Linked DNA regions of Homo sapiens: region 2 is linked to region 1. Evidence: chromatin loops called from intact Hi-C (ENCODE). Cell type or tissue: B cell. All regions are shown on one strand. Links, peaks and the distances in the headings refer to the core of each region. The heading gives the core; the rest is flanking DNA.

Region 1 (16,782 bases), core at 3,724-11,723:
CATGTAAACTTCGTGTCCGTTGAGCACCTTTTTATATGCTCGTTGACCATTCGTATGTCATCTTTTGTAAAGTGTCCAAGTCTTTCGCCTCCTGTTTTTTCCATTTTGGGGATATTTTGCTTTTTGTTAGTTTTAGTTCTTTATATGTCAAGGATACCAGTGTTTTGTCAGATATATTTTGCTAATATTTTCTTCAAGTCTGAGGCTTGCTAATCATTTTCTTAATGGTGTCTTTGGGTGAGCAAATGTTTACTTTGGGGAAACCTAATTTATTGGTTTTATTTTATTTTTGCAGTTATTGCCTCTGTGACATAAGAAACCTTTGCCTAGATCTCAAATATATTTTGTGTTTTCCTCATAAGACTTTATGGTTTGGGCATTTACTTTTAGACCTGTGATCCACCTGGAGTTAACTTTTGTATATGGTGTACAGTAAGGCTTAAGGTTAAATTTCCCCTGTGTGGATATCCAATTATTCCAGTGTCATTTGTTGAAAAAAACTTTTCCTCAATGGACTGTCAACTTCTTGTCAATGTCTACCCCAAAAGTTGATTGATTGGAATGGTATTGAATTTTTTTAATGGCTTTTTTTTTTTTTGAGACAGTTTTGCTGTTTTTGCCCAGGCCGGAGTGCAATGGCGCAACCTTGGCTTACTGCAATCTCCACCTCGCAGGTTCAAGTGATTCTCCTGCCTCAGCCTCCTGAGTAGCTGGGATTACAGACGCACGCCACCACGCCTAGCTAATTTTTTTGTATTTTTAACAGAGACAGGATTTCACCATGTTGGCCAGGCTGGTCTTGAACTCCTGACCTCCAGTAATCCACCTACCTCGGCCTCCCATAGAGCTGGGATTACAGGTGTGAGCCATTGTGCCCAGCCTTAATGGCTCTGAGATCTAATTCACATAGCATACAATGCACTCATTTAAAGTGTACGTTTCAATAGTTTCTGGTATATTCACAGATAATGTTCAACTGTCACATTCAATTTTAGAAGATTTTCATCATCTCAAAAAGAAACCCTGTGCCCTTTAGTTGTCACTTCCTTCTTACCCCTACCTTCTACTAATGTACTTTGTCTCTATAAATTCACCTATTCTGAACATTTTGTATACATGTAACTATATGATATGTGGTGTTATGGACTTAATTGTGCCTCTCCTCCATTCATATCTTGAAGCCCTAACCCCCAGTATATTTGGATGGTATTTGGAGGTAAGGCTATTTGGGGGAATAATTAAGGTTAAATAAAATCGTGAGGGTGGGGCCTTACCCTGATAGGATTGGTGTCCTTATAAGAAGAGGAAGAGACACCAGAGAGCTCTCTCTCCACATACACAGAGGAAAGGCCATGTGAGGACACAGTGAGAAGGTGGCCGTCTGCAACCCTGGAAGAGAGCCCTCACCAGAAACCAACCCTGACAGTACCTTGAGCTCGGACCTCTAGTCTCCAGAACTGTGAGAAAATAAATTCCTGTTGTTTAAGCCGTCTTGTCTGGTATTTTGTTATGGCAGCCTAAGCCGACTAATACATGTGGTCTTTTGTGACTGGCTTTCTTCCATTTAGTATAATGTTTTCTAACTTCATCCATGTTGTAGCATATGTCAGTACTTCATTTTTATGGTAAAATAAGATTCCATTCTGTGGATATACCACATTTTGTTTATCCATTCATCAGGTGATGGACAGTTGGGTTATTTCCAACTTTTTACTATTACGAATAGTGCTGCTGTAAATATTTGTGTACAGGTTTCTATGTAGACATATGTTTTCATTTTTCTTAGATGCCTACAAGTGTTATTTCTGGGTCAGATGGTAACTGTGTGTTTAACCATTTGCAGAACTGCCAAATTATTTTCCAAAGTGGCTGCATTATATTACTTTCCCACCAGCAGTGTATGAGGGTTCCAGTTTCTCCACATTCTGGCCAACACTTGTTGTGTTGTGTTGTATTTATTTATTTAGTTATTTACTTACTTATTTTGAGACAGAGTCTTGCTGTAATTCAGGATGGAGTGCGTGGCGAGATCTCAGCTCACTGCAACCTCCTCCTCTTAGGTTCAAGCGATTCTCCTGCCTCAGCCTCCCGAGTAGCTGGAACCGCAGGTGTGCATCACCATGCCCAGCTAATTTTGGTGTTTGTAGTAGAGACAGGGTTTCATCACGTTGGCCAGGCTGGTCTCGAGCTCCTGGCCTCAAGTGATTCTCCTGCCTCAGCCTCCCGAGTAGCTGGAACCGCAGGTGCGCATCACCATGCCCAGCTAATTTTGGTGTTTGTAGTAGAGACAGGGTTTCATCACGTTGGCCAGGCTGGTCTCGAGCTCCTGGCCTCAAGTGATTCTCCTGCCTCAGCCCCCCAAAGTGCTGGGATTGCGGGCATGAGCCACCACATCCGGCTCAACACTTGTTATTTTCTGACTTTTTGATTCTAGCCATCCTAGTGGGAATGAAGTAGTATCTCATTGTGGTTTTGATGTTCACCCTTATTGAAAATCAGGTCCACAGATTCATGAGTTTATTACTGTCATTTTGTAGTAAGTTTAGAAATTGTGATGTTTGAGTCCTCCAATGTTGTTCTTTTTGTAGATTATTTTGGCTCTTTTGAGTCTCTTGAAATTCTATATGTATTTTGGAATCAGCTTGTTAACTTCCTACAATGAAGCCAACTGGGATTCTGATAGGGATTACATTGAATCTTTGGATCAATTTGGGGAGTATATTAGTCTGTTCTCATACAGCTAATAAAGATATACCCGAGACTGGGTAATTTATGAAGGAAAGAGGTTTAACGGACTCAGAGTTCCACGTGGCTGGGGAGGCCTCACAATCATGGTAGAAGGCAAAGGAGAAGCAAAGTCATGTCTTACATGGCAGTAGGCAAGAGAGCTTATGCAGGGAAACTCCCATTTATAAAACCATCAGATTCTATGAGACTTATTCACTACCACGAGAACACTATCGGGGAAACTGCTTTCATGGTTTGGTTATCTCCACCTGACCTTGCCCTTGACAGATGGGGATTATTACAGTTCAAGGTGCTATTTGGGTGGGGACACAGCCAAACCATGTCAGGGAGTATTGCCATTTTAATTAATAATTCTTAAATCTTTCTACCTTTTCTGGTTTTTTTTTTTTTTTTTTGAGTTGGAGTCTCACTCACTCTGTTGCCCAGGCTGGAGTGCAGTGCATGTTCTTGGCTCACTGCAGTCTCTGCCTCCCGGGTTCAAGCGATTCTCCTGCCTCAGCCTCCTGAGTAGCTGGAATTACAGACATGCACCACCACGCCCAGCTAATTTTTGTATTTTTAGTAGAGACTGGGTGTTTGACCATGTTGGCCAGGCTAGTCTCAAACTCCTGACCTCAAGTGATCCACCTCCCTCAGCCTCCCAAAGTGCTGGGATTACAGGCATCAGCCATCATGCCCAACTCTTTCTACCTTTTCTGATATAAGTATTTGAAAGTATAAATTTCCTTTTAAGGATTTTTAGCCTTATTCTGCAAATTTTGATATGTTGTATCTTCATTACCATTTAATTCAAAACACTTTATTTGACCTTTGAATTATATAGGAAGATATTGTTTAGAAATATTGGATTTTCCCGGGTAGCTTATTGTTACTAATTCCTAATTATAATTCCATTTTGATCAGAGAACACACTGTATAATTTCCGTCCTTTTAAATGTATTGAAACGTGTTCAGTGGCCCAGAAAATAGCCTATCTTGGTGAATGTGCCATGTACTCTTGAAAAGAATGTGGGTTCTGCAGCTGTTGGCTGTAGATGGTGATGTGCTGGAGCTGGATCAGATCAGCTTGCGGGAGATGATTGTGCCCATCTCTCTCCCATCTCCCTGTGTGATATTGTCCTGTTGGTAGCTTGCATCTGCCATGGTGGGAACCTTATACAATAGACATCTATGGAGGCTACAAATCAGGGCTTTTCTTTTTTTCTTTTCTCCCTGCTCAGAGAGCCAATTTACCAGTATACCACTGGGTGTAGAATGTTACAACTGCCCATACAGATCATCCAAGTTGTGATTGATATTTTTCCTATGGTCTAGTTGCTGAGAGGAATGTTGAATCTTATCCTATGATTGTGAAATTGTCTCCTTTACCCTTTAATTCTGTCAAATTTTCATATATTTTAAGCCAGGTGTGGTGGCTCACATCTGTAATCCCAGCACATTGGGAGGCCAAGGCGGGCAGATCGCCGGAGGCCAAGGCGGGCAGATCGCCTGATGCCAGGAGTTCAAGACCAGCCTGGCCAACGTGATGAAACCCTGTCTCTACTAAAAATACAAAAATTAGCCGGTCATGGTGGTGGGCGCCTGTAGTTACTCTGGAGGCTGAGGCAGGAGAATCGCTTGAACCTGGGAGGTGGAGGTTTCAGTGAGCCGAGATGGCACCACTGCACTCCAGCCTAGGTGACAGAGCAAGACTCCATCTCAAAAAACAAATTTTTTTTCATATATTTTGAAACTCTGTTGTTAGACAAAAATACATTTGCGAATATGTCTTTTAAGTACATTTATTATGAAATGTGTCCCTTTTTATCCCTGGTAGTAATTTGTTGCCTGATAGTTATTAGCTTCTTTAACCTCTTTCTATGCTTAATGTTTGCATGATAATCTTTTTCCATCCATTTGCTTTCAACTTATGTGTATTTTTATATTTAAATTGTGTCCCTCATGTCAACATATAGAGCGGTCTTGCTGCTTTGCCCCTTCTGACCATCTCTGTCTTTTAATTGTAGTTTTAGCCCATTAACATTTGTTATAATTATTAATAGATTAATTTTAGGCCTACCATTTTGTTTTTTTCTCCCCTTAAAAAGTTTCTTTGTTCTTGCTTTCCACCCTTCTTTAGGATTATTTGAAATTTTTTTATAGTTCCTTTTTAATATATTTGTTGGTTGTTTCTGCAGTGTGTGTGTGTGTGTGTGTGTGTGTGTGTGTGTGTGTGTGAAAGAGAAGAAGGAATAAAGAGATTGCTCTAAGGATATAATACACATTTTTCTTAACATTCCACTTAGAGTTAAGATTGTATGACATCATAGAAAATGTAGAGGAATTGTGGTTGTATAGTTCCATTTACTACTCGTATCGCTCTCCTTTATATTACCTCTACATATGTTTTTAAACCCACAAGACGATATTATAAATTTTTGTTTTAAACCATCCTTTGTATTTTAAAGAATTAAGAAAAGTATATTTACCCAGATACTTACTGTTTCTACTGCTCTTCATTCCTTCCTAAAGATGCAGGATTCTATTGTAGTGTCAGTTTGCTTCCACCCAAAATGCAGGTCTCTACTATGAATTCCCTTAGTTTTATTTTACCTGAAAATAGCATTATTTTGCCTTCATCTTTGAAGGATATTTTCACTGGCTATAGAACTACAATTACTTTTTTTCTTTCAGCATTTTTTTTTCTTTCACCACTTAAACATGTTATTGCACTGTCTTCTGGCCTTTGTAGTTTTTGATGAGAAGTTACTGGTCATGTGAACTCTTTTTCTGTGTTACGTTCTTTTTCCCTGTCCGCTTTCAAGATTGTTCCCCCTTTGGTTTTCTAGAAGTTTTAATCTTTTTTTTCCTCTCAAGAGTTGATCGTTTCTGTTGGTCTCTGTGCAAACCCATGACTCGTCTTTATTTTGCTGTCAAGACCATCCAATGAGTAATTTATTCTAGATTTCCTGGTATTTCAGTTCTAGAATTTTTATTTTGTTCTTTTTCATGGTTTCTGTTTTTGTGCTGCAATTTTCATTGATTATGAACATATTTTTCTATATCTTTTATTATAACTATAATAGTTGCTTTAGAGTCTTTGTCTCCTAATTCCAACATTTGGGTCAACTACAGCTGGTCTCTGTTGATTGTCTTTTGTCTTGAGAGTGGATCTCATTTTCCTGTTTCTTTTACATCAACCATGTTGGGCTGTGCCATTCCCTTCTTCCAACACTAGGCCACTTTTCAGTATACACCTTCTTTTGGTGGTTCTCTGGTGCCTTCAAGATCATTGTTTTAATATTTTTTCTAGAGTTTATCGTTATTTGCCAGAAATGTGGTTAGGTACTTCGGTACATTTAAAATTGGAATCATGGTTTAAGTAACTGAAAGTTTCAGAGGCTCCATAGTGACTATTAGGATGAAGATGGACTGGAGGTAGGGGGTAGAAAGGAGATGTGTTCTCTATTCGCAGGAAATCAATAATTTACGCAAACGTTGATTGGTCAAAGAACAAAACAAGCATATGACTTAAAGACATGTACATATCCAGCTAAAAATGAAGAACTAACTCTAGAAACAGTTAAAGATGTTTCCCACTATGGGTGGGGAGGGTGGGATCATAACATTCTGGCTTGTTCTTCAGTTGTTTTGCTTGTTTCATCTCTTCAATTTAGATATACGTTGAACCTAAATTGTCATAAGCAGGAAGTCTCCTAACCACTATCATCTAATGCTTTCCATTCCTGACTAGATAATGGTGAGGAGTGATGCTGATTTGGGAATGAATGTGATGTTAAACTGAGTAGAAACTTCAAAACAGCTTTTAAGAAGCATTCGTTTTGTTTCAATTGTGCCTTTCAATCTGTTTTGTGAGGCCCCTTGCCTGTGTGTGTGTGAGGTCCTCTCTGAGGGGTGGGCTTGGGGGAGGAAGTAATGGTGGGGAGGGGCAGTGTTCTGGGCACTGAGCTTTCCTCCACAAAGAACACTTGGTGAGAATGAAAGGATTCTGTGGCCAAAAGTTTAAAACCCCTAGCCCTGCTCTCTGGAAGCAACTGCTACATTGATTCATTGATTCGAGTGCATTGCAAAGTCAGTGCACATAGTACAGTAGCTGGCCAGGTATCAGTGATGACCTAGTCATCATCATTGCATCAGTGCACACTTGCGTGCAGCCTTGTTCTTTCTGTCAGCAAACTATTTAAGGACCATTGCAAGAATCTGCCCTGAAAGAACAAACCTTTGGATATCAAGAAAGCTCAGGATCAGACTTAGAAAATGGATGGGCGCAGATTAGGAGAAAATCCTAGAATTAGCCTTGGACTACTACTAAGGAGTGCTAACATACTTAGTGGCTCGGAGGACAACGTTATGTGGAAAAACACAGACATCCTTAGTAAGAGTCAAAATGATTCAGAATGGACTCTATGTAAAACCATTTTGGCAATATCCTAGCCAATCTATTTAGCTTTTCTTTATCCACTTACGAGAATGTTAGGATAAATCTGTTTAAGTCTAAAACAGGTGATTCTTTAGTAAGTAAAAGTAAAAATTCCATCTGATGAAAATGCATTCTAGTTGGCAGCATTTTCTTTTCTTAAATATACTTAATGATACATGTTACGATTGATGTCTTAGCTGAAATGTGATAAATATATTGCAGTCTTTTTAACCACCATCTATTCCATGACATTGTTAAAAGCTGCGTACTCTATCTTCAGGTGGACCCGAGAGTGGGTTTAACTAAGTTTGACAAATAGCTTGTTACGAGTTTTTTGCCATTAGGAGCAATGCTGTGATAGTTTGCTAGCTAAGTATTTGTACATTTCCGTGATGATTTCCCTGTGATAAATGCTTATGAATATAATTGCTGTATCAAAAGGAATGCACTTGTTGAAGGCTTTTGAATATTCCAGATTTTACTTCAGAAACGGTGTAATTGTGTACACTCTTAAGCATATGGAAGCTCCCATTTTGCTGCACTTTAGCTATCATTGGGTTTGTTTTTTTAAAAACCTTTGTTAATTTAGTAGCTGGGAAGCCATAGATTGCCAAGGAACAGCAGTCAGGCTGAACTAAATAACCTGAAACATCCTGGAACCAAGCACCTAAAACTGGGTGCTGTGTGAAATACAGCAAAGTGTAATGCTCTGCACAAAAGTAAGAGGGAATTCCCAGGCATCTGAAGAAGAGAAGAGAGCTGAAAATGAAGGTGCTAACCATTGTGAGCCTCTGTGTGGCAGCATAAGGACTTGAGCAAGGTAGGCTGGCCGGTAGGGGTCACACAGAAAAGGAAACAAAGCCTTACACCTGGCTGGGAGGGGCTGAGAGCTGACGTTTCCATGGAAACCTGGAAGACAGAAGCCTAAATACCCTTAAGTGTATAGGTGAACTGAAAAAAATAATAATCATCGACCTACTCTCCCAGGAAGGCAACTGCTAAAGGATTTAAGCTGAGCTCTGGATATAAGGAGAGTGGGGAAAGTTGTCTTTAGAATCAAGGAGCAAAAACCACTATGGAAAACAAGACAGGTTTTTAAAAGAGAAATTCTATAAATGTAAAATGAAGTCATTAAAATTAAACACTAAATTTGACACAACCAAAAGAGAATCACTTAACCAGATGGCAGATCAGGAAAAATTAGAAAGTTTGAACAAAGATAAAGTGATAGAAGATCATTGAAGACTTTCAACCAAGGTATAGAAGGTAACATGAAAATATCTCACATAGACGTAATAGAAGAGCTAGGAGAAAATAGAAAGGGGACCGGAAATATTTGAAGAGGTAATAGAATCTTCCAAAATTGTTGCAAGGTAAAGTGGGCATGTCATATTTTAAGGTAATTAACCATTTCAAGAATGTATAACTCCAAAATAAAACAAGAGCTATAAGGGAACAAGTAAACTACCATTCCAGTAGAAGGGGAAAGGGAGGAAAACCGGAAACATAGAAACAGAGTTAAAATAGAAAATACAAAACAGGATCGTAGAAATTAATCCAAATAACAGTATGAAACAGTTTACCTAAAACCAAACTCGTCTATCAGATAATACTAGACTCAGTTTTTTTAAAAAGTCAATTATGCTGTGGTGATTTACAGTAGACACACCAAGACACAGAAACAAAGGTTGAAAATAAAGGGCTGGAACAAAGACATTTAAGGAAAATTCCAACCGAAAGGTATAATAATGTCAGATACAATAAGTTTCTAAGGCAATGTTGTTAGGAATAAACGTGGTTACTTCCTAATCATAAAAGGTACAGGTTACCAGGAATATAATTTCAAATATGTATATTAGTTAACACTGCCTCAAAATATGGCAGATATTTTAGAGAATTATAAGATAAATTGATAAAACCATTTGGGAGATTTCACTAAAAATTTCTTGGTAATTAATAAGCAGACAAATCAGAAACAATATAGAAGATCTGAAAAATAGAGTTGACCAGCTCTAATGGGTCCCTGTATCCAATAGTTAGAGATGGGCATTGTTTTTAGGCACATGTGAAATAATGGCCCCCCCGTTCTGGCCCAGCAGAAATTATATACTTGGCAACAAGTCTCATCACATTTTAAATAAACTGTCAAAAAGATAACATTCTCATGTTTCCGCAATTTAATTTTAAAATGAAATTAAATTTTTTTGAAGGTAAAATACATTTTGGAAATCTAAACTGTTTAACTCTTAGAACGAACAGTGGAAAAGAGAAAATATAACTGAATGATAAGGAAAATATATACACATCAGATTGATGTGATGCAGCCAAGTGGCATGTAGAAGAAACTCTAGTATTAGTATAGGTTTTTCCTATACTTTCCATGTAGTATGAACATTTTATATAAGTATTTTAAATGCTTATTTAAAAAAGGAAATTACAGAGTTAACCAAAACAAGGATTTGTAGAGAAAAGGCATATGTAAGGAAAGAAGTAGTCTGGGCGTGGTGGCTCACGCCTGTAATCCCAGCACCTTGGGAGGCAGAGGTGGGCAGATCACCTGAGGTCAGGAGTTCGAGACCAGCCTGACCAACATGGAGAAACCCCGTCTCTACTAAAAATACGAAAATTAGCTGGGCGTGGTGATGCACGCCTGTAATCTCAGTTATTCAGGAGGCTGAGGCAGGAGAATCACTTGAACCCGGGAGGCGGAGGTTCAGTGAGCCAAGATTGTGCCACAGCTCTCCAGCCTGGGCAACAGAGTGAGACTCCATCTCAAAAAAAAAAAAAAAAAAAAGTAAAAAGGTACAGAAATGAAATAAAGATACAGTAATGAAAATTATTAAAACCCAAAATAGTTCTTTAAAAAACCGACAAGCCTCTGGCAAAATCAATGATAAAAAGAATGGCTTTGAGGCGCCACACACTGCACCCATCTAAAACAGCAAACTTAATCCATAAATGCATGTGTCTGCTCCACCGACTGGCCATTCCCCCATCTCTCTTTGGCCTTCCTACTCCCTGAGACACAACAATCTTGAGTTGAGGCCAGTTGATAACCCCCACAATGGCTTCAGAGTGTTCAAGTAAAATGAAGAGTTGCATTTCTCTCACTTTAGATCAAAAACTAGCAATGATTAAGCCAAATGAGGAAGGCATGTTGAAAGCTGAGATAGGCCAAAAGCTAGGCCTCTTGTGCTAAACAGTTAGCCAAGTTGTGAATGCTAAGGAAAAGTTCTTGGAGGAAATTAAAAGCGCTGCTCCAGTGAATGCACAAATGATAAGAAAGCGAAACAGCCATATTGCTGGTAAGGAGAAAGTTGGAGTGGTCTGGATAGAAGATCAAACCAGTCACAGCATTCCCTTAAGCCAGTGCCTAATCCAGAGCAAGGCCCTAACTCTCTGCAATTCTGTAAAGGCTGGGAGAAGTGAGGAAGCTACAGAAGAAAAGCTAGAAGCTAGCAGAGGTTGGTTCATGCGATTAAAGAAAAGAAGCCATCTTTTATAACAGTAGTGCAAGGTGAAGCAGCAAGTGCTGATGGAGAATAGCAAGTTAGCCAGAAAATCTAGGATCATTGATGAAGGTGGCTGCGTAAGCAACAGATACTCAATTTAGTCAAAACATCCTTCTACTGGAAGGAGATGCCACCTAGGACTTTTTTTTTTTTTTTTAAATTATACTTTAAGTTCTAGGGTACATATGCACAATGTGCAGGTTTGTTACATAGGTATACATGTGTCATGTTGGTTTGCTGCACCCATTAACTCGTCATTTACATTAGGTATTTCTCCTGATGCTGTCCCTTCCCTAGCCCCCCGCCCCACGACAGGCCCTGGTGTGTGATGTTCCCCTTCCTGTGTCCAAGTGTCTTCATTGTTCAATTCCCACCTATGAGTGAGAACATGCAGTGTTTGGTTTTCTGTCCTTGTGATAGTTTGCTCAGAATGATGGTTTCCAGCTTCATCCATGTCCGTGGTAAAGAACATGAACTCATCCTTTTTTATGGCTGCATAGTATTCCATGCCACCTAGGATTTTCATAGCTAGAGAGAAGTTAATGCTTGTGTCAAAGCTTCAAAGGACAGGCTGACTCTCTTGGAGGTGAATGTAGCTGGTGACTTTGTTGAAACGAGTGATCACTTACCATTCTGAAAATCCTAAGGCCCTTAAGAATTATGCTAAGTCAAGCCAATGTGGTGACCCGTGCCTGTATTTTCAGCTTCACAGGAGGCTAAGGTGGGAGGATCACTTCAGACCAAGAGTTTGAGGCAGTAGCCTGCTATGATCATGTCTGTGAATAGCCACTGCTCTCCAGCCTGGGCAACATAGTGAGATCCTGTCTCTTTAAAAAAAAAAAAAAACAAAACAAAACTGTCTATGCCCTAGAAATGGATATTAAAACCATAATAAACCACAGTATGAATGCAAGGCCAAGGTTGTGGTCGATGAAAACTCATGCACTACAGGGTGCTGGATAGCCGCTTTGTAGCACTAAGTTGGCAACTCTTAATAAAGTTAAACCCACCACTTTGGGAGGCCAAACAGGAGGATTGCTTGAGCCCAAGAATTTTGGACCAGCCAGGGCAACATAGCAAGACCCCATCTCTACAAAAAATTGTTTAAAAGGGCCTGGCAAGGTGGCTCACATCTGTAATCCTAGCAACTTTGGGAGGTCGAGGCAGGTGGATTGCCTGAGGTCAGGAGTTCAAGACCAACCTGACCAATATGGTGAAACCCTGTCTCTACTAAAAATACAAAAATTAGCCAGGAATGGTGGCAGGCGCCCGTAATCACATCTACTCAGGAGAATCGCTTGATCCCGGGAGGCAGAGGTTGCAGTGAGCCGAGATTACATCACTGCACTACAGCCTGGGAGACAGAGTGAGACTCTGTCTCAAAAAAAAAAAAAAAAAAAACCTCTCTTGTCACTTTGTCACTTAGTATTTCTGTGCTCCAAGAAACTTGTACTCAAGGAGACCTGCTAGTTTTATTCTTTGCAGCTTTGTAAATACACAAAAAATAGGTATCTGCCAAAAGGACTATTAGCAAGGTCCACCACCAAGAGAGTTGATGAAGTATTGTAAATGTGCGTTACACAGTATATTACAGCTGCGGCTATGTCAGATACCATCAAAAACAAATGGCAGAGCAAATGTACATATTACAGTTTGTATAATTTAAAAATGTAGAACATGGCCAGACGCGGTGGCTCACGCCTGTAATCCCAGCAGTTTGGGAGGCCGAGGAGGCTGGATAGCCTGAAGTTGGGAGTTTGAGACCAGCCTGACCTACATGGAGAAACCTCATGTCTACTAAACATACAAAATTAGCCAGGCGTGGTGGCGCCTGCCTGTAACCACAGCTACTCGGGAGGCTGAGGCAGGAGAATCGCTTGAACCCAGGAGGTAGAGGTTGTGAGCTGAGATCACGCCATTGCACTCCAGTCTGGGCAACAAGAGTGAAACTCCATCTCAAAAAAAACAAAACAAAATGTAGAACATGTGAAATATATTTGATACACATTTATCCAGCAAAATATAAAAACATAGGAATGATATATACCAAATCATGGTGCTATTTGCTAGGGTAAGAGGAAGGAGTGGGATGAAAGAGGGAGAATATAGTGCTTCACTTATAACCTGTAATATTTTATTTTCTCAAAAGTTGAGGGAGGCTGTAGGTGGAATATGAGACAAGTGTGGGAATGCAGTAAGATCTATCAAAACTGGGTCATGAGTATACAGTAGTTGTTTATTGTAATCTGTGATTCTCTATACAATTGAAATAGTTAATAATTTTTCATTGTTTTAAAGTATAGTTCTTTGATTATTACCTAGATTGGTTATTTTATTAGGTTTGGGGGCATTAGTATATATTTATTTTACCTTTTAGATTTTCTGTGGTATATTTTGTTCATGTTTCCATAGAGATTCATTTTTTTAATTGCTTTAAATTACCTTAATTTATTAAAGATAGTTTAAGGTATTTCATCTTAATCTACAATTTTGAATTTATTTATTTATTTTTTGAGACAGAGTCTTGCTCTGTCGCCCAGGCTGGAGTGCAGTGGCATGATCTCAGCTCGCTGCAAGCTCCGCCTCCCGGGTTCATGCCATTCTCCTGCCTCAGCCTCCCGAGTAGCTGGGACTACAGGCGCCTGCCACCACGCCCGGCTAATTTTTTGTGTGTGTTTTTAGTAGAGATGGGGTTTCACCGTGTTAGCCAGGATGGTCTCAATCTCCTGACCTTGTGATCCACCTGTCTCGGCCTCCCAGAGTGCTGGGATTACAGGCGCGAGCCACCGCGCCCAGCCTGAATTCATTTTTTTGTGTGATCTTACTTAGAAAGGGCCGCTCCAGCCTGAGAACAGATAAGCGTTCACATATATATTCTTGGTTTTACTGTTTTAGCTTGTATATTTTAAATCTTAATCCATTTGTAATATATTTTGGAATATAACATGGAATATTTAGAAATATCTTGCCCTCATGCCATTTATTAGATAATCTATCTTTTACCCGTTGTCTTGAAGTATCTTTATATAGTAAATTCTTAATTATACCAGAATATTGTTTTGTTCTGTTTTGTTGATCTTTCTGAGTATAAGTATCTTTCCGTTCATTTTATTCAATTAATAATACATGCAGATAAGCTCATCATATTTAAAGGATACAACAGAACACGGTGGTTTTCTGCCCTGCCTGGCCCCATCTTCTCATTCTCTGCGCTCCCCCTGCAGATGCAGCTGTTTTGCAATCAGCTGTCTGTGCTGTGGTTTATACATCTCTCTCTTTCTCAGGAGTGTGTGGACACTGCTGCCGTTCACTGATAAGTTTTAGATGGCTATGACTATTGTAATATAAGGACTTGGCTCTCTGAGTCATTTTAAAATAAAGTTTGTGTTATTTCAATATTTAGAATCTGTGCCTCTGAAAAAGTTACAGCTGAGCATCATAATAGACAGTGCTTATTGTTAGCTTTTTGTTTTTCCTGGAGTCAGTAATTGCATTTTTCTTTTGGGACAGTTTTCCACAAGGTCAGTCACATCAGATAATCTAAAAGGTCCAGATTTTTTTATAGGCAACCTCCCTCCTGGAATGTTCCCTTCTCCACCTTGGCGGTGTTGCTCTCAAGGCCTACCAACAACCTTGTGAATGGGGCTTGTTGACTTTTAGCTTTATGGATAGTGTGAATGGGATCTTTGTTCCATTCTAGTTTTTAACAGGTTTTGGTTGATATATTGGGAATGCATTGGTAATGAAATATAAGAAAATATGTTTATGTTAATGACCGTTAACGTCTGTGATATATGTTGGTTTCCTTAACTTTTCTCCAAGTCATGTTTATAACTACTGTACTAGTGTTCACCAGTCAAACCAAGCACGAGGAGCTGGAGTTCCTCCTTCTAAGTCGAAAAAGGGGCAGACACCTGGAGGAGCTCAGTTTGTTGGCCTGGAATTATATAAACGACTTAAGGAATTTTTGAAGAATTACTTGACAAATCTTCTTAAGGTAAGATGTTTTATATATATACTGAGTATTCATAACAGGATATAAAAAAAGTGAAATAATGGTTCTAACTTGTTAAATCTTTCACTGTCATCTGTTACTGTTTTAGACACTAACGTAGGTGACAGTGTTTTGCTATTGCATAGTCTTTTACCTACTGTGAATATGAAATCACCATAAACTATATTCTAGGGTTTTGTTTTTTCGAGATGGAGATCTCACTATGTTGCCCAGGCTGGATTTTTGATCTCCTGGGCTCAAGTGATCCTTCCACTTCGGCCTCCTGAGTAGCTGAGACTCTGCAAATGCTCACCACCGTGCCCAGCTCTTTCTGTTTTTTAAAATTAGAAAGCTTTGATAACCTTTTAGCATAATAGTGCTTTCGTTAAATTACCAACCATTTTGGATTTGGTTGTTAGAAATGATGAACTTTTTCATTTAAAGCAAATATGTATTCAAATTATCTGCATTTTACTGTGAACCCAATGTGGTGTTCCCTATCAAGGTGTAGAAATAATTGTAAGGTTATTCAGTCTTGGAAACCATGTTTTTCAAATGTGATCTTGCTCTTTACACATGGTTATGAAGTACTTTTTTTCTTTTCCTTTTTTTTTTTTAAGACAGGGTCTTGTTCTGTCACCCAGGCTGGAGTGCAGTAGTGCAATCATAGGTCATTGCAGCCTCCAACTCCTGGGATCAAACAATCCTCCCGCCTTAGCCTTCTGAGTAGCTAGGACTACTGGCATGTACCACCATACCCAGCTCCCAGCTAATTTTTAAATCTTTTGTAGAATCAGGGTCTCTTTATGTTGCCCAGGCTGGTCTCCAACTCCTGGGCTCAAGCAGTCCTCCACCTCCACCTCCCGAAGTGTTGGGATTACAGGTGTGAGCCACAGTGCCTGGCCATGACGTGTATTTCAAAACTGCTGTGAAATTGTGCTCGTGACTACGATGAGTTTCACTGTGAATATCCATTTCCTTCTAGCGTAGGTCCCTCCCACTCCAAGCCTTTGGTTGGGCAGTGTGGTGGAGTCTTTTCCCCTTCATCTCCCGCCTTTTCTTCCTTGGTCTTCATCCTTTGTAGCAAAGGCAGTGTGACTCCTTGTATCTAGCCACAAGATGAGCAAGTGGGTCCTTCATCTGGTTCTACACTGTCAAAGAGTGAAGACGTCTATACTGTGACCCCAGGGAAATTTGCAGGAACTCTTCTGTGTATATATTTTAAATATTTTTTATTTACACAATGTGCAAAAATTCTGCATGCTGCAAAATTGTTTTACCTAATTTATTTTTGCAAGCTAATTGAAAACTTTAAAACATCTTGCTAACAGACTGTATGTAGTTGGCTGGCCATAAGTTGTGACTAGTGTATTATTTTCATCTTCCCCAAATGGTGTTTCTAAGGTCTTGCTGAAGCCACTGTTCTTTTTATTCACAACACATCATAAAGTGAATGTTGTAATTAATTAATTATTCTTTAGTACTAAAGTAAGAAACAGTATATTGTGCTAAGTAAAAAGGTTGATGACCATGCCATCAGTGATATTTTTGCATTTTAAAAAGGTCAAGTACCATCATCCAAAATAGCTTAGCTTTACATTTTAAAGTTCATTTCATATTATTTAAATTTAAATGAACAAAAAATTATTTGTCTCAAGAGATGATCCGGTTTTTACATGGCTTGTTTGGTCACTCGTGTACCTTATACATGTGGAGCTTCCAGTCTGTTGTAGCCATTTAGTTTTCATTGAAGACACTGAGGCTCAGAGAAGCCAGTGGGCTCGCCCCAGCCCTTCCTGCAGCCCTCCTGCCCCCACCTTCCTCTTTCGTGCTTCTCTGCTGCACACACCTAAATGGCAGTGCTGCCATACAGTACCATTAACGTTTTTAAAGGGTAAGGTTTACTTTGTAGATGCCATTAATCCCTAAGAAAAAAAATTCCGGTTAGTCTCCTTCAAATAAAAATTTGTGACTCAAGTTGTGGAAATCTGGATAAAAATAATTTTCGTAAATGCACATTTTCTTGAAATATTGTTATACTATTGTACTTACCTTATTTTTACAGATCACCACAAAAAAGTGTTTTTATGGTTTTTAAGTAAATTTAA
Region 2 (15,142 bases), core at 5,823-13,822, 48 kb after region 1:
TGCCAAGAATAGGGTTGGGTTTTCTGAACCAACTTTTCTAAAGTTGGAGACACCTCTTCAGAGTTTCTGTGGTGGCTGATTCGTTTTATATGAATTAGGGGGTCTTGTTTATAAAGCAGTCTTGTAGAAAAGACCTGTACAAAAATTCATCTACCTTTAATTCACCTTTGAATTATTATTTGTTCATAGAATGAATCAGTTGTTAAAGGACAATCATCTCTTGTATATACAACTACAGAGGGCAGCAGTTTAGTAGGAATTTAAACCCCTTCATCATCTTTAATGACTGGGCCATGAAAGGGAATCTATGTGCCTTTTTATTTCTCCAAAGTTAAATTACAGCAGACTAGAAAGCAATTGGTAAAGTGAATTTCCTTTACTGAAGTTTAAGTGGATTATCTTAAAGGCAAACTTCTTCAGAATGTTTTTGGAAATGTTTTATAAATATCTCCTGTTGGTTTTCACCTTGGATATTCTAAATGACTACTTCATAATCTGTTCTTCAGTGTTGAGGTTACAGTATGAGATTGCCAGTTTGCTGTAGGTAAGGAAAGTCAACCTTCCCTCTTCCTCTGCACTAATCTGATGAGAACTGATCTTTTGAATGCTTGAAGCTGCATTCTGGCTAAGTGGTGCTTGTTTAAACGTACTGATGTTTTAAAACATGGTATCTTTTTAAAATTTTCAGTTCCAAGAACCCAGAGGAGGCAGAACTAGAAGACACACTCAATCAAGTGGTAAGTGCTTCATGAGCATACCCATTTCCAGTAGCTGTGTATTTCACAAGCTGTTTGTAATGTTATTTGTAGATGGCCTCTGAAATGTGAAAAGTAATAATCATTGATTTTATTTTGAATCTCTGGTTTTACTTCCTAAATTGAGTTACTACTTTTAGCATTCATACTTTTCTCATTAATACTCAGTCAGTCCAACTCACTGAATTAAGGGACTCACAAAACTTTCAAGACTCTGGAGTGGAGATTTTGCCATCATAAACGTTGGCGTACAGACCTGCCCAAAGCCAAAGGCACATCTTGGCTCCTGGCTTGTGGCCGGTGACAGTCAGCTCTGCACTGTTGGCTTGTGTGTGTGCTGGTTAAGTGTGTTGTCTCGGTGGCTTTGCCAGATGGTTGTCTTCAAGTACATAGAAGACAAAGACGTATTTCAGAAGTTCTATGCGAAGATGCTCGCCAAGAGGCTCGTCCACCAGAACAGTGCAAGTGACGATGCCGAAGCCAGCATGATCTCCAAGTTAAAGGTGAGTTTCATCTTTTCCTGAAAAATCCCAGCTTCTGAGTCATTATTAAAACAGCTCTATGGCCGAGCGCGGTGGCTCATGCCTGTAATCCCAGCACTTTGGGAGGCCGAGGCGGGCAGATCACGAGGTCAGGAGATCGAGACCATCCTGGCTAATATGGAGAAACCCCATCTCTGCTAAAAATACAAAACATTAGCCGGGCATGGTGGTGGGCGCCTGTAGTCCCAGCTACTTGGGAGGCTGAGGCAGGAGAATGGCATGAACCCGGGAGGCAGAGGTTGCGGTGAGCCGAGATCACACCACTACACTCCAGCCTGGGCAACAGAGTGAGACTCTGTCTCAGAAAAAAATAAAAAAGCTCTTAGTCTCTCCAGGTTATGAGGCAGGCAGAGGAGTTTGTGCAGTGGTTTGTACAAGAAGCTCTGCCACTGCTCTTCTGAAAGCCTCCCACAACTATCACTCTACTCTCGTTGGGCCCCGGTGCCTTCCCAACCCCTTCCCCACCCCACTGTGGGGCTTCCATCCTACCCAGGCCTGGCTGGGCTCAGCTCACCATCTGTGGGGCCTCTCCTGCCTCCCACACCTTTAGCCTTGCAGCACATTCACACTTCCACACTGTGCTGGCCTGGAGCTGAGTGGAGGTTTTGTTTGCTCTGGGCTTGGTTACTTTGCTGTCACGCAGCCCTTCCTCTGCCACCTCCTTTGCGTGCCTGTGTGTCGGCGCTGTCGAGTGCTCTTATCTGACTTGGGACATACTTTACTTTGGCCCCAAATTATGTAGGTATCTTTGTCAGCGTGGGCTGCCATGACGGAATACCATAGACCAGGTAGCTTAAACAACAGAAATAGTTTCTCACAATTCTGGGGGCCACAAGTCCGAGATCAGGGTGCCAGCTGATTCGGTTCCTGGTGCAGGCCCTCTTCCTGCTTTGTAGGCAGCCACCTTCTTGCAGTGCCTCACGTGTCAGAGAGAGAGTGCAGAGCTCTTGCACATCTCTTACAAGCACACCAATCCCATTGTGAGGCCCCATGCTCAAGACCGCATACCTCCACACAGCATCACGTTGGAGGTTTGGGCTTCAACATAGGGATTTTGGGGGCACACAGTTCAGCTTCTGGTAAGAGATAGAGACAGATTATTTCATCATTGTATTCTACCAGTGTCAGGACACCTTGCTCTTAAATGCTCACAAATTGTGTATGAATTGTGTGTGTGAACACTTCACTGTGCAACATAGAGTTGTGGGGTTTTTTGACAGTGTATTAATATTAATCCATGCATATTTGTACTGTAAAATATAGCAAAATGTTACTAGCTTTGCTAGTAGTTCCATATAATTAAGTATATATTGTATACTCTGATTTCTCTAAGATTCCCTTGTATACATTTGTATTTTTGTACAAATTAATAAGACAGTCATCTGGGTTCTTCTCAGCAAGCTTGCGGGTTCGAGTACACCTCTAAACTTCAGCGCATGTTTCAAGACATTGGCGTGAGCAAAGATCTGAACGAGCAATTCAAAAAGCACTTGACAAACTCAGAACCCCTAGACTGTGAGTATCCGTGTGTCTCTATGTTGTGTTTACAGGCAGAGTTCTCTGTAGCAAATGAAGAAATGACAAAATATTAGGTGAAGATGGGAGGGGCTTTGTCAGAAATTCAAGAACTAAGAAGCGGGAGATTCCTCCCAAATGCCCAGCCCTCCTCCCCCGACTCCCGTGTGACATTAGGAGATGACAACCCTTGAAGTGGTGTCAGCTCTACTGGGGCAAGGTCACCACCTGTTGGGATCTGGGGAGGGACTCACAGGCGTGGTTTTGTCTTGTAAACCTTAGCTTGGATCCATTCTAGCATTTATTTTAATGTTCACTTGGCCTGCATAGGTAACAGTCAAGCTAAAGACCTGTGGCTTCAGACTGGGATTAGGGATCAGTACAGGCAGGTGCAGGTGATTCAGTTCTCCAGGAGAGGCAGCTGGGCTGGTATTTTAGGGCCTTGCATAGTAGTAGGATGGCGGATTTATGCTTACATCATCTTTTGATCATCTTTGTCTTTTTAAATGAAAAATGGAGAATTTTATTTTTCCCAAATCAGAATGACAATTCTATTGTAAAACTGGACAGTTTTGCCAGTGGGCTTTTTAACTATCTGCGAAGATGAAATTACTGTTATAATTTATAGACCATGTGTGGCGTTTCCCAGTAATAAGTGAAACATACACTATAATGAAGTTAGCGGTTTTCTCCTGCTTGTGAGTTTGCATGAGTCTGGGGCTGTGATGATGCCGGGCCTGGCAAGCACAGGCGTGGCTTGAGTGGACTGAGTGATTCAGGACAGAAAAGGAAAGCAAGGGAAGCAGGGCAGGCGTGTGACAGCAGAATTCCGAGGTGGAAGCAAAATGAAGACTCTCACTCTTTGGAAGAAAAGAGTATCTGGCTCTTGCACTTTTTGCTAATTTTAATTGAATAAAATGTTCAATTCTTAATTTTATATTCAAGCAGGATTTTTATTTAATGTGCTTTTTAATAAAGAGCAATCCACATTCATCTGAAATGATTGAATTTTTCAGTTTATAAACTAATTAATGTATTCCAGAATGTTCACTCTCCCCTCTCTTCCGTCCCACAGTGGATTTCAGCATTCAAGTGCTGAGCTCCGGGTCCTGGCCCTTCCAGCAGTCTTGTACATTTGCCTTGCCGTCAGAGGTAAGGATGGGTTTGTCTGCCATCCCATTAGTGCTAAGTGGAGGGTGGGGCAGGGCAGCCTTCACTGTGGAAGGGGACAGGCCTGCAGATGGCCTTCCTGCTGGCTGGCTGCATCACGGTGAACCATGGGGGCAACACTCAGGGAAGAGCCCTGTGCAGTGGGGCAGGTCTGGATGTCTAAAGGTGGGCTGTCTGTCCCAGCTCTACAGACATGTTTCCTTATCTTGTAAAGCAGAACCTAATTAGTTGTGTAATGAACACCTCGATGGACCTGCTGGTCTTGAAGTACAAACCTTTTTTAAGATTGTACCTTCCAGTGCTTAAAGTGCTTTACAAGAGAGGCAGACACCTGGCGTTTGTATTTTACTTTTATGTAAGCACTGACTTTGTACTGTAAGCTTGGAACAGTGGGCTTTACTTAGAAACGCTGCCTGTAGGATGTGGTGAGATCTGTATTCCATATAATGCTGTCCTTTTATCTAGTTGGAACGTAGTTATCAGCGATTCACAGCTTTCTACGCCAGCCGCCACAGTGGCCGAAAATTGACGTGGTTATATCAGTTGTCTAAAGGAGAATTGGTAACTAACTGCTTCAAAAACAGATATACTTTGCAGGTAAGATCACATTTTTATCTTAAAATTTTTCTATTCTAAATGAACATAAGGCAAATTATGGAAATCATTATCAGCTGACTCAGCAGCAGAATCTAGAATTCAGCTTCTGGTGAAATAGTGGCAGGTTTAAAGCATGGAGTTGTAAGAATCAGATGAACCAAATTCCAATTCTTTCTGGCTGGGGAGCAAGTTATTTAATGATTGTGAGCCTCAGTTTTCTCCTCCATTAATGGGAGTGTTAGTACTTTATAGTTGGGAATTGATGTGAAAATTAAATAATGTATTTAGTAAGTGTTTGGCACCGCTCCTGCCTGACACACATCAGCTGTTCAGGTAGTGACTTCAAAAGCTGGAGTTGCATGCATTTCATTATATCAGCTCTCCACCTTACACAGAGCACTTTCACATTAATAACACTCAGTGCTGACAACAATATTGAGTACAACCTAATTTATACCTATGTAACTAAGAATATTTCCATTTCTTAGAGGAGAAAACTGAGGCTTGGGTTAATTTAAGTGAATTTCTCTGAATCCTAGCTTATATGTAGCTGAGCCAAAATTTCAGTTAAAGTCTTTTCTCTTAAAGTCTAGGCTTGGGCTGGTGTGGTGGCTCACGCTTGTAATCCTCACGCTTTGGGAGGCTGAGACCAGAGAATCACTTGAGGCTAGGAGTTTGAGACAAGCCTGGACAACATAGCAAGACCCCATCTCTAGATATTTTTTAAAGTAAAAAGAAAAAAAAGTCCAAGCTCTTTCTACTTCCACTTTTGTACTGAGTGGTCTTCACAAGTAATGGCATATTTTAGTCTCTGAGAAGTTTTCACCAGTGAGTTTCTAAGAAGAATTGCAAATCTGTGTTTAAGTATTAAGAAACTCCAGAATGGGTTGTTCTGCAGACTCAAGCTGCTCATTAATTTAAACTTTTCGTAAATCTACTGTGACTTAAAATTGTTAAAATGCATAGTATTATGCTGGCTCCAGAGGTCTTTATCAACTTGAATGTTTCTTACTATACAATTGAAATTTTGTTTCATTTATCCCCAAATATACATAGAAGAATCCATGTGTTCCACTACAGTACCTGGAATTTCAGTGTCCAGTTTTTGACGGTGGAGGCTTTGCCTAGGGTGTGTCTGCCGTGTTAAGGCAGCCCGGAGCGGGCCCAATAGAAAACATTAGCAACACGCTCGTTCCCTTGTATCTCTGTTCAAGGCCCTGGAAGCAGTGTTGTCTGTGGGCCGCCCTGAAACAGGCATGTGGCGTTTTTTGTTTCTCTTTCCATTGACCAAGGTCTTGCCGAGAGGCAAGCAGTGACTGACAGTCATGGGTCATTACTTGTTGCTGTCGATTATGCAAGAAAACAGGGAGAAGAGAAGGAAGGCGTCCTCGGGGTGTTCATTCGCTTGCACACACTCAGCAATCAGGAACCAACACGTGCTACCTGTCTTTTAGAAGATACTTTAGGGCCGGGTGCAGTGGCTCAGCCTGTAATCCTAGCACTTTGGGAGGCCAAGGCAGGCAGATCACAAGGTCAGGAGTTCGAGACCAGCCTGGCCAGCATGGCGAAACCCCATCTCTACTAAAATACAAAAATTAGCTGGGTGTGGTGGTGCACGCCTATAGCCCCAGCTACTCTGGAGGCCAAGGCAGGAGAATCCCTTGAACCTGGGAGGCGGAGGTTGCAGTGAGTCGAGATTGTGCCACTGCACTCCAGCCTGGGTGACAGAGCAAGACTTTGTCTCAAAAAAAAAAAAAAATAGAAATTTAGTACACTTGCCATTTCATACTTTACTTACTTTTTTCATACTTTCATAGTAAAGTACTTAGGATTAGAAAACCAAATATAATTTGATATTTGTGTTGTTTTACATCAATAATGTGCCAAAAGATAATATTCCTTAGCTCATGTGCCAAAAACAGATTTGGAGATTGATGCTTAACATGTCCATATATACCAGGTGTGTGTATATGTGATTGTCTCTATAAATGCGTGGGGACGTATCTATAGTATGTATCCACATAGACAATACGTTTTTTAAAAAAAACCCTCAAATTATTTTAATGTTTGTAAACATGGAAAATGAATGACTTTGGGAAAATGTTGCATTGTAGTGGCATTGCCACGTTTTATATTCCCTTTTAAATAGATCTGTGCTTTTTTTGTACTTGTTTAAAGAATTTGTTTCATAAATAAGTTCTTCAAACTTGGGCTGTATATTTTGGGAGGTGTTTCCATGCATGTAAATTTTCCTTCTTTTTCTTTTATATGGGGGGCCGCAAAGGCGTCGACATTCCAGATGGCTATCCTGCTTCAGTACAACACGGAAGATGCCTACACTGTGCAGCAGCTGACCGACAGCACTCAAATTAAAATGGTATTCTCATCTCAGGCTCGTTGTTCTATCAGCTTGCCGTTTCCTTGTTCTCGTGGATATTGTTAGGAAAGATAAGGAAGAGGATATGGGCATCTTTAATTTGAAATAGATGTTTGCCTCATGAATATGAATATGGCCTTATTCCAGGATTTTAATACGCACTACAAAAAGCTTCATGTTAAAACTCATTGTTGAGCCAGGCATGGTGGCACATGCCTGTAGTCCCAGCTTCTTGGGAGGCTGGGGCGGGAGGATCACTTGAGCCTGGGAGGTCGAGGCTGCAGTGAGCTATGATCGTGCCACTGTACTCCAGCGTGGGTGACAGAGACCCTGTCTCTTAAAAATAAAACTACGTGTAACACACACACACATACTCCTCATCCATGCTTTTCTCTCATTCATTTAACCAGTTAGGCTTTTCTTACTAAGCTTAAATTTCCACTTTAGTATTATTTTTCCTGCTAGCCATATTTTTTATTGAGATATATTTTAGATAATAAAATTTGACATAACATAAAAGTCATTTTAAAGTGTACAAAGTGGTTTTTAGTATATTCACAAGCTTATAGAACTACCACCATTATCCAATTCCAGAGTGTTTTATCACCCCAAAAAGAAACCTGCACCCATTAGCAGTAACTGCCCGCTAGCTCCCAGCCCCTGACAACCATTAATTTGCTATCAATTTGCCTACTCCAGACATTTCATATAAATGGAATCATATAACACATGACTTTCTGTGCCTGCCTTCTTTCCCTCAGTGTATACTGTTTGCAAGGTTTGCCCATGTTCTAGCATGTGTTGGTACTTCATTTCTTTTTGTGGTCGAATAATCCAATGTATAGATGGACCACATTTTATTTGTTCATCAGTTGATGTACATTTAAGTTGTTTCCAATTATGAACAATGCTGCTGTGAATACATGTTTTCAATTTTCCTGGGTATATACCTAGGTATAGAATTGCTGAGTCATGTAATAGCTGAATTTTTTGAGGCACTGCCAGACTGTTCCATAGTGGCTGTGCCATTTCATATTCTCACCAACAGTGTATGAAACTTTCAGTTTCTCCATATCCTCACCAACATTTGTTATTTTCATTTTTAAAAAAAATTATAGCCATCCCAGTGGATGTGAAGTAGTATCTTGCAGTTTTTGACTTGCATTTCTCTAACAACTAATGATGTGTAGAATCTTTTTTGTGTTTATTGCCATTTGTATATCTTCTTTGGAGAAATGTTTGATCAAATTCTTTGCCCATTTTTCAGTTGGGTTATTTGTCTTTTTGTTGTTGAGTCGTAAGAATTCTTTTAATATTCTGTATACTAGATCCTTATCAAATATGTAATTTACAAATGTTTTTTCCCATTCTGTGGGTTGTCTTCTTACTTTCTTATATACACACATTTTTAATTTTGATGAAGCCTATTTTATCTATTTTTTCTTTATATTGTTTGTGGTTTTGGTGTCATTTTTAAGGAATCATTGCCTAGTCTGAGGCCAAGGACTATTCTCTCCCTATTGTTTGGTGCTGGCAAACTTGTCAAAAGTCAGTTGGCCATAGGTATATATGGGTTTATTTCTGGATTCTCAATTATTTTCCAGTGATCTGTATATCTTTACTATGCCAGTATCACACTGTCTGGATTACTGTTGTTTTGCAGTAAATCTTGAAATCGAGACCCCTAACTTCGTTTTATTTTCCCCCAAGATTATATTGGCTATTCTGGATCCCTTATGTTACCTTATGAATTTCAAGATCAGCTTGTCCATTTCTACAAAAAGTGCAGTTGAGATTTTGATAAGGATTGCACTGAATCTATAGATTGCTTTGGGGAGTATTGCCATCTCAGCAGTATTTTAAGTCTCCCACTCCATGAACATGGGATGTCTTTTCATCTATTTAGGTTGTCTTTTCTTTCAACTGTGTCTCATGGTTTTCAGTGTATGCATCTTCTACTACTTTCAATTTATTCCTAGTTTATTCTTTTTGATGCTATTATAAATGGAATTGGTTTTTAGTTTTTTAATTGAGACGGAGTCTTGCTCTGTCTCCTAGGCTGGAGTGCAGTGGTGCAATCTTGGCTCACTGCAACCTCCGCCTCCTGGGTTCCAGCAATTCTCCCACCTCAGCCTCCCAAGTAGCTGGGATTACAGGCGTGCGCCACCATGCCTGGCTAATTTTTTGTATTTTTAGTACAGACAGGGTTTCACCATGTTGACCAGGCTGGTCTTGAACTCCTGACCTCAAGTGATCTGCCTGCCTCGGCCTCCCAAAGTGCTGGGATTATAGGCGTGAGCCACCGTGCCTGGCAGAGTTGTTTTCTTAATTTCACTTTTTTCTGTTTTTTTGAGACAGGGTCTCTTGCTCAGGCTGGAGTGCAATGGTGCAGTCATAGCTCACTGCGGTATCAAATGATCCTCTCTCCTCAGCCTCCTGAGTAGCTGGCACTACAGGCGCTTGCCACCATGCTCAGCTAATTTTTGTATTTTTTGTAGAGATGGTGTTTCACTGTGTTGCCCAGATTGGTCTTGAACTCCTGGGCTCAAGTGACACTTTCACCTTGGCCTCCCAAAGTGCTGGGATTACACAGGCATGAGCCACCATGCCAGCCTGTTCCACTTTCTGATTGCTCGTTGCTAATGTATAGAAGTACAACTAAGTACCGCAGGGTGTGGTGGCTCACGCCTGTAATCCCAGCACTTTGGGAGCCCGAGGCGGGCGGATCACGAGGTCAGGAGATCGAGACCATCCTGGCTAACATGGTGAAACCCAGTCTCTACTAAAAATACAAAAACAAAATTAGCCGGGCGTGGTGGCAGGTGCCTGTAGTCCCAGCTACTCGGGAGGCTGAGGCGAGAGAATGGTGTGAACCCAGGAGGCGCAGCTTGCAGTGAGCCCTGATTGCGCCACTGCACTCCAGCCTGGGCGACAGAGCAAGACTCTGTCTCAAAAAAAAAAAAAAAAAAAGGTACAACTAATTATTGTATTTTGATTCTGTTTCCTATAACATTGCTAAATGTTTATTAGCTCTAATTTATTAGCTCAAATAGTTTTTGGGGGGATTCCTTAGAGTTTTTTGATATACTGTCATATCATCTATAAATACAGGCAGTTTTGCTTCTTCCTTTTCTTATTTGGCTGCCTTTTATTTCTTTTTTGTTTGTCTTTGTTTTTGCCTGATTCTTCTGGCTAGAATTTGTGGCAAGAACAAGCATCCTTGTCTTGTTACTGCCCTTATTGGGAAAGCTTCCAGTCTTTTACTGTTTAACTGTGATGTTAAAGAGTGATGGTGTTAGCTGTGAGCTTTTACTAGATGTCCTTTATCAGACTAAAGAGGTTCCCTTTTATTCTTAGTTTATTGAATTTTGTATCATGCAAGAGTGTTGTATTTTGTCAAAATGCTTTTTCTACTCTGTCAAAATAACTGCTTTTTTGTCTGTTAATATGGTGTATTGCACTGATGTTGAACCACCCTGGTGTTCTTAGGGTGAGTCCCACTTGGTCATGGTATATAATCCTTTTTCTATGTTGTTGGGTTTAGCTTGCCGGTATTTTCTCGAGTTTTGCATTTATATTCATAAGGGATATTGCTCCATTGTTTTCTCAAGATGTTCGTTTGGTTTTCGTGTCTGGCTAATCCTGGCCTTATGGACTGAGTTAGGAAAGTCATTTTGAATGACTATTTTGTAATCATTCTTCGAATTACTCCTAAATATATCTTCAGATTCTAATAACAAAATGAGTTTGTGCCTTTGTAGGTTGGAGGCCTGGTTGCCCCCTAGACTGTGGGGAGGGCTGTGCAGACGGGTCCTGAGGACAGGGCTGACAGGTGTGGACTGTCAGGTCTTTGCTTGGCTGCTTCTGATCAGGATTTTAGGCCAGTCTCCTGAGTGGTTCTCAGTGTTAGAACTCCCTCAGGAGGCTGCCGCTGCTCTCTCCTTTCTGCCCACAGTAGATGCTGTCCAATCAGACCTGGCTCAGGAAGTGGGCACCCCCGCACCCTGCTCTAGATGCAGTGGGCAGTATTCGAATGGCTGCTGGCAGTTCTGGGTCAGTTACTAGACTAGAGAGAGGCCTCTCGCTTTGACAGCTTTCACCACGTATCCTCAGACCAGAATGGGTACCCATTATGACGACAGGACTCCACTGCCCGTGGGTTGTAAGAGTCCGTGTGACTCTGTGAGTGCCCTCAGGCTGGTCCCTTGGATTTCATGGGATCATAAAGCTGTGAGGCTGAAGGAGGGCTGGGAAGCGTTTACCACACCCACCATTCACAGATGAGAGGCCACACAACGTGCTTGAGTGCATCAAAGGCAAGTTGACAAGGTCGCCTGCCGCTGAGCCCCACTGTTCTCATGAGCAGGACATTATTTTCAGTCTTGCTGGGCAGCTCTTTAATATTTCTTTTGTGATGATCAGTGTCCAAGATGAGCTGTCAGGCACTTAAGAAGTGAAGAGTTCCTGAAGATTTCATTGTGCATGGTTTCCAATACAGGTTCAACATCCCTAATCCAAAAATCCAGATTCCAGAATGCTCCACAATCCAAACATTTTTGAGCACCAACATGATGCTCAAAAAAAAAAAAAAAAAATGCTCATGGCGCAGTTGAAATTTCGGATTTTCCAATCAGGGCTGCTGAATCTGTAAATCCAGTGCAGTATTCCGAAATCCAAACACTTCTAGTCCCAGGCATTTCAGATAAGGGTTACTCAACCTGATTTAAGTATAACAGAATTGTTCATTTCTATTATTGTGTGATCAAGGCCAGAAAGGGGTTGATTTCACTTCTAGAAGTCAGGGTGGAAGGAAGCAGTAAATTTAGTGAACTTCTAAGAAGTACCAACTTTTTTTTCCTTCCAGCATACTCTTCTTTTGGGTGATTTTTTTTTTTTTTTTTAATGGAAAATGGACTGTGAGGTTGCCTGTGGTGGTTATTGCAAAGAAAAATGCATTTTCCCTTTAACTTCCTCTTTTTCTCTTTAATTGCAGGACATTTTGGCGCAAGTTTTACAGATTTTATTAAAGTCGAAGCTATTGGTAGGTTTGCGCCCTTTTATCTTACACTAGAAGAAGCCTTTTCCTGAGATTGTAGAGTAACAATTGTTTTCTTACAGGTCTTGGAAGATGAAAATGCAAATGTTGATGAGGTGGAATTGAAGCCAGATACCTTAATAAAATTATATCTTGGTTATAAAAAGTAAGAAAAATCTAATAAGTAGATGGCCCTTGACCATAGACACGTCCCCCGGGAGCCCTAGCACGGATCTCAGTATTGTTACAAACCAAGGGAGACCGGGGACTCAGTGTGAAGCGACAGGCACTAGGCTGGGAGTGTGAGGTAGGCCTTTGATTCCATTCAGCGAGCCTGATGTTTCTCCAATTCTGAGCTTCTGGGATTTTTATTATTTTGGCAAATAAGTCTCCTTAAATGGCTCACCAAGAAAGTTTGGACCTTTGTGTCCAAGTGGCTTGATTTTATCTCACTTGACAAAATTTGGGAGAGCAGATTAGGGACCTGGATTTTCTGTAATGTGGATGTCCCTGTTAATGGCCGAGTAGGAAACTAGGCCATGATCGGACTCTACCCAGTGCTGGGTAGAGGACATTTTCACGGAGAGCTCACAGAAATCAACATTCTCCCCTCTGTCTAGGGAAGCAGGGCACTTCTTAAAGGTTGAAAAATAGAAAGCAGCCTTCACTGCCTACCTTTTAATATAATAGTGATCGGTTTCCTCATTTTTCTTGATAGTAAGAAATTAAGGGTTAACATCAATGTGCCAATGAAAACCGAACAGAAGCAGGAACAAGAAACCACACACAAAAACATCGAGGAAGACCGCAAACTACTGATTCAGGTGACTTATCTGTATGCCTGTGCCAGGTGTGCTGTCCCTCACGCAGGGATGGCTCGCAAGGACGGGCCGTGGGGGGTAGGCGGGGGTGACAAAGGAGTGATTGCCAGATGAATGGGTCTGTGATGGCAGAAGGTGGCAAGGCCGAGAGCCAGGGCCTTGTTATCTGAATTAGTCCTTTATGTCACCAGGCAAAACAGGGCAGTCCTCTTGCTCTAAATGTTGGAAAGCAAACATTGTGGCAGGTTTGGCTGAAATGAGGGGGAAGGAGAGTTCTTCAGTGGGGAGGATGGGCAGCTTCCGTGGCCTTGAAGATTTAATTTTGTCTCCTTTTTTTTAATGCTTTATGGTTGAGTTAAATTATTGAGGTAAAATTGCTCAAAAGACCCAAACATTGTAATGTTTGCCACGTTAGAGTTGAAACATAGGCAGGTAGAATTGGTTCCCTCTCCCGTCTCACCTGCAGGATGTTTGTTGCCTGTTAGGAAATTGTGATCCTGTGCATAGGCGTCGGCAGCCTCTGTGCAGCTTGTCCTTAACTATCAATACAACGTTGTTACAGCTCTAAATGCACTTCTTTTTCCTTATCTTGTTGCATAGGCGGCCATCGTGAGAATCATGAAGATGAGGAAGGTTCTGAAACACCAGCAGTTACTTGGCGAGGTCCTCACTCAGCTGTCCTCCAGGTTCAAACCTCGAGTCCCTGTGATCAAGGTACAGGACTTTACATAGCAGTCACATTCCTTTCTTAATTTAGAAGATAAAAGATGTAGCAAAAAGTGGATTGATTGCTGTAGCATGAAGGAGGAGGGAGCTGGCTTCTTTGTATGTAGATTTCTATAAAAGAAAGTCGGCTTCAGTTTAACTGTTGAAACACACATACAAAGTGCACAGATGATGAAGTGCCAGCTTGATGACTTTCACAGTCAATACACTGTGTGATCAGCACCCAGGTAAGAATTGAAACATGCCCGGCATCCCGGAAGCCCACCCACCCCAGCCAGCACCTGTGTCCCATAGAAAATCACTGTCGTGTCTTCTGACACCATAAAACAGTTTTGCCTGCTTTTGCGTGATACATAAACAGATTCTAGAGCACACACTCCCGTGCCTGGTAAGAATTTCCTCAGCAGTATCTTCGGGAGGTTCGTCGCATTGCGGTATCGAGAAGCACTGGGTCGTTTTTGTTGCTTTTATGGGTGTTGTGTTATGGGAACACACCTTCCTTTATGTAGCCTACTGATAATTGACATTTTGCTTATTTCTGATTGGGTTTGTTTAAAATGGTAACTAAGCAGGACTTTCCTTTTCCTAAACCACTTGGGTAAGTCACAGCCAGTGGAGAGACTCAGGGGTGGCATTGACAGGTGACTTCCCCAACAGGCAGGAGGCCCAGTGTCCCTCCTGGGTTACATTTGGCACAGGTGCCAGTTCGTTCATGGCTGTTCAGGGAGTTCCCCACAGTCCCCTGTTCCCTGTTCATGGCCTCTTCTTGTGAGACTGAGTCCTGCCGCAGAGGCAGGCAGATTTTGGTGGTAGAAAGGGAGACTGGCCCACGGGGCTCCCGAAGCACCTGACTCCAGTTCCTAGGGCGGGTGCAGGAGGGACTCGGAGTCACCCTCAGCAAGTGTCAGGGAGCTCCGTGCATGAAGGCTTAGCTGCCAGGAAGTAAAACTCTATGCTAACAGATCTGGGGCGGGGACACTGCTCCCCACTGAGCTCCGAATCAGGGGAGATTTGTGGTGGGGGCAGCCTCTCTCTGTTCTGATGATAATTTGTGTTTTTCTTCTCTTTCACTACCTCTTCCTTTTTAAAAATAACACCCAGAAATGCATTGACATTCTAATTGAGAAAGAATATTTGGAGCGAGTGGATGGTGAAAAGGACACCTACAGTTACTTGGCTTAACCCTTCTGGAAGGGTCTGACTGTGTGACCCGCAGCAAATAGTTCATGTTGGAAAGAATGAAAACAACTCAAGTTCATAGCAGCCAGCCTGCCGCCATTGGACCTCCCTTTTAAAAACTGAGACCAAGACTCCCATCAGCTGGTCTCGGATTTACATCGGAACTGCTCAGGATTGATACATTTCAAGTCTGTAAATACGGACACCAACGCCATTTACCCTAATTTAAGAACAGCGGGGACTGACCCTCCGTGCCGAGGGCTGCATGCTACCGCACTAAGTCAATACATGGGCTCCCCGATTCGCAGCTGTCGTCTTGGCAGCACTTGTCACGTTGGCAGCACTTTGAGAGCAAGTCTGAGTGGACCCACATGTAACCTGCTATGAAAACCATTTGTATAGTGTGTTTCATTTTTTAATGTGTG

Evidence for each region. Peaks named below come from ENCODE experiments on the same cell type or tissue, not always from the same donor. Only the 100,000 strongest peaks of a DNase experiment are listed, where the experiment ranks them.
Region 2: a loop joins it to region 1, with 2.4 times the contacts of the local background. A loop is called at or near these places in 2 of 110 quality-filtered maps.

What each region holds. Positions count from the first base shown.
Region 1 is chr7:148,739,474-148,756,255 of GRCh38, forward strand. CUL1 (cullin 1) reads left to right here. Exons shown (of 22, transcript NM_003592.3): 3 at 14,503-14,677. Among named protein-coding and RNA genes, the nearest start is that of CUL1, 49 kb to the left of the region's middle. In B cell, for the core only: no CTCF peak of the experiment used is centred there; a DNase peak (open chromatin) is centred at 8,008.
Region 2 is chr7:148,785,863-148,801,004 of GRCh38, forward strand. CUL1 (cullin 1) reads left to right here. Exons shown (of 22, transcript NM_003592.3): 12 at 689-737; 13 at 1,127-1,258; 14 at 2,695-2,812; 15 at 3,888-3,964; 16 at 4,448-4,579; 17 at 6,864-6,956; 18 at 11,950-11,997; 19 at 12,075-12,157; 20 at 12,710-12,815; 21 at 13,413-13,526; 22 at 14,640-15,142. The coding sequence ends at 14,720. Among named protein-coding and RNA genes, the nearest start is that of EZH2, 91 kb to the right of the region's middle. RefSeq lists an enhancer at 12,175-13,374. In B cell, for the core only: no CTCF peak of the experiment used is centred there; no DNase peak of the experiment used is centred there.